2 separate regions of the Homo sapiens genome follow, and region 1 is linked to region 2. A link is an interaction called in ENCODE POLR2A ChIA-PET data of the cell type or tissue named here. Cell type or tissue: HCT116. All regions are shown on one strand. Each heading gives the region's core, and the rest is flanking DNA. Links, peaks and the distances in the headings are about the cores only.

Region 1 (2,921 bases), core at 322-2,821, 130 kb before region 2:
TGCAAGTGGACATCTAGTTATCCTAGCACCATATGTTGGAAAAACTTGTTCTTTCCCTCACTGAATTGTCCTGGCACTCGAATTTTTAGAAGAATAATATAACTTTTATTTATTTATTTATTTATTTATTTATTTATTTATTTTGAGACAGAGTCTCACTCTGTTGCCCAGGCAAGAGTGCAGTGGTATAATCATAGTTCACTGCAATCTTGAACTCCCAGGTTCAATTCTTCTGCCTCAGCCTCCCAGAGTAGCTAGATGTACCACACCTGGCTAATTTATATATATATATATATATATATATATATATAGTAGAACCAGGATCTCTTTATGTTGCCCATGCTGGTCTTGAACTCCTGGCCTCTAGTGATTTTCCTGCCTCAGCCTCCCAAAGTGCCGGGATTACAGGCATGAGCCACCTTGCCCAGCCATAACTTTTATTTTTTATAAAAAATATAATAAAAACTATGGAAGATAGGAGAGAAAGTACAGTAACCACGACCCCCCCAGTCTTAGGGGGATGCGTTCCAAGACCCCCAGTGGATGACTGAACTACAGATAGTACCAGACCCAGTTGCTGATTGTATTAATTGAAACACGTTTCAGTTCATGTTTTCCACCCACAAATTTACTGCCTTTTCCATCTTAACTGAGCACTTATCACACACTGTGGCTATAACTTTTGCAGTTTGAGGTGTGACAGGAAAACTAACATGAATCTCTTTTTCCTTCACAATTTCATGGGGTTGGGGGAAGATTCATTCTTACCATAAATCTCAGCAACCTCAGCATATGATTTTTTTCTTTCTTGAAATCAAGAACTTTCACCTTTTCACTTTTTTTTTTTTTTTTTGAGACAGAGTCTCACTCTGTCGCCCAGGCTGGAGTACAGTGGCGCAATCCCGGCTCACTTCAAGCTCCGCCTCCCGGGTTCACGCCATTCTCCTGCCTCAGCCTCCCAAGTAGCTGGGACTACGGGCACCTGCCACCACACCTGGCTAATTTTTTGTATTTTTAGTAGAGACGGGGTTTCACCATGTTAGCCAGGATGGTCTCCGTCTCCTGACCTCGTGATCTGCCCGCCTCGGCCTCCCAAAGTGCTGGGATTACAGGTGTGAGCCATCGGGCCTGGCCACCTTTTCACTTTTAAGGAAGCACTTTATGGCTTCTCTTTAGCATATCTGAATTGCCAGCATCACTACTTTTGCAATTTGGGACCATTATTAAGTAAAATAAGAGTTCCTTGAATACAAACATTGCTATAATGTTACCTGACAGTTGATCTGATAGCCAGCCTGGCTGCTAAATTACTAACAGCTGGTAGCATGCACAGCATAGATACACTGGACAAAGGGATGATTCATGTCCCAGGCAGGACGGAGTGGGATGATGCAAGATTTCATCGGGCTGCTACAGAATGGCGTGCAGTTTAAAACTTATGAATTGTTTATTTGTAGAATTTTCCATTAAATATTTTTGGATTGCAGTTGACCATGGGTAACTAAAACTTCAAAAAGTAAAACCATGAATAAAGAGAGACTACTGTAATGCATAATTCTGCCACCGTTACACAACTTCCATATTATTGTTTTTGTTGTTGCCTAATGTTCATCTGCAGTTTATACATAATTTAATAATTAGTCCCTTATTTTGAATATTTAAGTTTAATATTTATTATTTAAATAACATTGCAATCATAATCTTTGTGCATAAGCTATTAGCTTTCTATTGCTTAATTTTCTTTGACACATTTCTGAAAGGATTTCTTCTAAACATATATTGAAAACCACTAGGGGTTAGTTACATAATTTTGATTTTGAAAATTCTGAAGTAGAGGGTGTTAAATAAATTGGCCCATTTAACATTACAATAGCAGCTGATGCGGACCTCTGGCTGTGGGTCAGGCAATGTGCCAAATAGTTGTGTGCATAATCATATTTAGTTCTTACTCAAATTCTATTAGATAAGGAATTCAAGGCTCAGAAAAGTTTGATAACTTGCCCAAAGTCATATAACTAGTAAATGGCAAAGATGGCATACAGGGCTGTGTGACTCTCAAACCTCAGTGGCTCCCATACTGGACATAAACAGTTATGATGGCAAGATTCCCACAGTAATACATTAGATTAAATATTTTGTACAGAAATTCTCTGAATACACATGACTTAAGTACTAATGCATTATTGGCCCAAATTTTTCTTTTTTTTCTTTTCTTCTTTTTTTTTTAACCCACAGCTAATATGATAGCTTAATATTTGTTTGGTAAAAATGGAAATCTAAAAATGGATTTTTCTCTGGAGATTTAATAATTCGTTATTCTTGGACCCATGGACTAATCATTTTGTATTATTTCCATGTGTGTAGCACTTACCATTCCAAAGAGTCTAGAGAGTATACATAACCATACAGAAGTTGTTTCACTTATGAGTACTTTAGTAAAGAAATGGGGCCAGGCACGGTGGCTCACACCTGTAATCCCAGCACTTTGGGAGGCCGAGGCGGGCGGATCACCAGGTCAGGAGATGAGACCATCCTGGCTAACAGGGTGAAACCCCATCTCTACTAAAAATACAAAAAATTAGCCAGGCGTGGTGGCAGGCGCCTGTAGTCCCAGCTACTCGGGAGGCTGAGGCAGGAGAATGGTGTGAACCTGGGAGGTGGAGCTTGCAGTGAGCCGAGATCGCACCACTGCACTCCAGCCTGGGCAACAGAGTAAGACTCTGTCTAAAAAAAAAAAAAAAAGAAAAGAAAGAAAAAAATGGTTTTGGCCGTGTTCAGAGTTTTCTTTAAAACATGAAAATGCCAGTTCTGTACAAATTCTTGTTCCAAATTTCTATTTTTGCAGTCTTTCAGCACATCAAACTGTATAAACTTTTTTTCTTCTTCCCTGAGATGGAGTCTTACTCTGTCGCCCAAGCTGG
Region 2 (2,921 bases), core at 298-2,797:
GGTTAAGGTTATAATTCAGCATTTCTATCAAGGAGACATCTTTCTGAAAACTATTTGGAAATAGACAGTAGCTCTCTGCAATCAAATTCACTCAGCTTGATGCCACTACTCTTGGTTTAACTTAAGCAGCACAGAACCAATTTTATGGTGAATTCAGAAGAGAAGCTATTGCTGGAAAATAAAATGACTTTGAGCCCTTCTATAGTATTTATCTACTGCCAACTATTTCTTCTCCTCATTATTAGAATAGTACATACTTTGTACTGTTGTGATTCTTCTGTGTAGAAAAAAGTTTTATAACTCATTTTGTTTTTTTTAGTTTTGTCATTTTTCATTTACTGACCAGATCAGATCTTTTCAAAGTCAAACTATAATTTTATTCTTTAGTTCCCTATGGAGTAGCATTTAAAGAAAATCATGGTAAATTACTCTATTCTTAGTTGGAATTTTATTTTACAGCTATGAATAAAAGCATTTTCCTAGATATTTTCCATAGAATTCCTGAAAATAGTTTCTCAGATCTTTCTCAGTATTAAAAGTCAGGCTGAGATTCTCATTTTGTCCCTAGTTGCTGTAATTTTGTTACTTCCCCCATCAGCATTCCCATTTCTTTTAATTTTTAAAATTCTTTTGGTTTATTTTCTGAGTTTAACAGTGGGGAATCCATTTGACTGTGCTCACAGCAGGTAGTAAGTACTATGGTAGACACTGGATTGGTTTCTTTGGATGGTTAAAAGAATAAGAGGGTAATTAAGCTTTTCTGAAGCTGCCAACTGTATTGGAGGTTTGGTGTACATTTAAGGCTTATTTAAAAATAGTTCCTTCAGAAACTGAACATTTAACCAGTAGAATTCCTAAGGGCATATCGTTTTTATCAGGTAGCGATTACTTAGATTACTAGAATTTGTGTCAAATAGATTTCCTCTTTCATATAAGACTAAGTCTAATGCTGTACTATCTCATTCTGACTTGTAATGTTAATTTATGATCTTTAGTAGGGTGCTTTTTACCTACCATAAACTCCCAAATATAGCTTTTTAAAATAATGTGTGCTTTAAAAATACATGCATCTTGTAATCCTAGCACTTTGGGAGGCTGAGGCTGGTGGATTGCCTGAGCTCAGGAGTTCCAGACCAGCCTGGGCAACACGGTGAAACCCCATCTCTACTAAAATACAAAAAATTCGCCGGGCATGGTGGCATGCACTTGTAGTCCCAGCTACTCGGGAGGCTGAGGCAGGAGAATTGCTTGAACCCTGGAGGCAGAGGTTGCAGTGAGCCGAGATCACACCACTGCACTCCAGCCTCGGTGACAAAGGGAGACTCCGTCTCAAAAAAAAAAAAAAAAAAAAAAAAAGCTTCTAAAAAACTGAATAGAAACGTTTATTCAGTTACTTTTAAAGATGCAGAATTAGCCAAAGCTTTGCTTCTTGAACTCAAAATCTAAATCTAGATAAAATGCAGAAAAGGGATTGCTTTTATGAGCTACAGTTATGAGGTCTAAAATTTTATCTACATAAGCTGGGATGTTGACATGTTTAAAACCCCAAACATTCTGTACTGAACCATAAATGGAAGCAGAGCTATAGTCTCCAGAGTTGTAATTTTCCCAGTGGTTTGATTCAGAGTACTTTGAAAAGGTAATTTAAATTTAAATTTGAAAGGGAGAAATGCCTAAAGGTTTTATGGCTCTCAGAAGATAATGGATAGGAATAGTCATTGTATGTGAGAGAAGGAAGAAAACCATAAGAGAAATGTGGCATTTAGAAACATGTACTAAACCTGGTGGAAGAATAGAAATTGATAGATGGAAAGAGGTGATGTAGGGAAAATATACAGTCATTGAACTTGAGAGTTCTTGAATAGTTAACATTCAGCTTTCATTCTATTCATTTAATAAATATTTACTGAGTACCTTCTGTGTGCTTTTTGGCACCGTGGTTTTAAGCAGATAAGTGTCAATGACATAACTAATTTTAAACTTTCTGTTTTGAAACCATTTTAGATTTACAGCGAGTTGAAAAGATAGAGGCTGGGCACGGTGGCTCACACCTGTAATCCCAGCACTTTGGGAGGCCGAGATGGGAGGATCACCTGAGATCGGGAGTTTGAGACCAGCCTGACCAACATGGAGAAACCCTGTCTCTACTAAAAACACAAAAAATTAGCTGGGCGTGGTGGTGCATGCCTGTAATTCCAGCTACCCAGGAGGCTGAGGCAGGAGAATCACTTGAACCAGGGAGGGGGAGGTTGCAGTGAGCCGAGATCACACCATTGCACTCCAGCCTGAACGACAAGAATGAAACTCTGTCTCAAAAGAAAAAAGGAAAAAAAAAGATAGAGAGTTCTTTCTCCCAGGTGCTACATGATTGTGGTACATTACTCAAAACTAAGAATTTACCATTGGCACTGACAGTTTTAAAGGACATATCTTATCTGGCACTTGCTGGCAGAATAAACTATGGGGTCAGGGGAGGGCAGGGTAGAAGCAGGGAGATCAGTTAGTAGTTGATGACATTAATCCAGGGGAAGCATAGTAATGATGGTTTAGACTAGGTGTTTATCTATAAAAGTGGTAACAGGTAGTCGGATTTTGAAAATAGAACCAAGAAGATTTGCTGATGGATTGGATTTGGGATGTGAGATAAACAGAGGAATCAAAATGACTCTAAGATTTTTGGAAAGGAGTCATTTCTAAAAATGGAAAATGAGTTTTAGCACTAAACTTACTGTCCTTCCTTCCACACCAACCTTACTGCCTTTCTCTCCACAACTCTTTAAAAGTTTTAGTTATTTCATTATCTACACAGACAATCCTCCAATGCTCAGATATCTCTGTTTCTTGACCTCCTCACCTCCAGTGATCTTGTCTTCCACCTCAATTTAGTCACCTGCTCATAAGATCATCCTCTAGGCTATGTC

What was found. Peaks named below come from ENCODE experiments on the same cell type or tissue, not always from the same donor. Only the 100,000 strongest peaks of a DNase experiment are listed, where the experiment ranks them.
Region 1: POLR2A ChIA-PET joins it to region 2 with 5 read pairs; 2 of 35 experiments call an interaction of 5 or more read pairs at or near these places.

Annotation. Positions count from the first base shown.
Region 1 is chr17:58,785,180-58,788,100 of GRCh38, forward strand. The region is part of intron 1 of PPM1E (protein phosphatase, Mg2+/Mn2+ dependent 1E); the gene reads left to right. Among named protein-coding and RNA genes, the nearest start is that of PPM1E, 31 kb to the left of the region's middle. In HCT116, for the core only: no CTCF peak of the experiment used is centred there; DNase peaks (open chromatin) are centred at 1,352 and 1,922.
Region 2 is chr17:58,917,475-58,920,395 of GRCh38, forward strand. The region is part of intron 1 of PPM1E (protein phosphatase, Mg2+/Mn2+ dependent 1E); the gene reads left to right. Among named protein-coding and RNA genes, the nearest start is that of PPM1E, 160 kb to the left of the region's middle. In HCT116, for the core only: no CTCF peak of the experiment used is centred there; no DNase peak of the experiment used is centred there.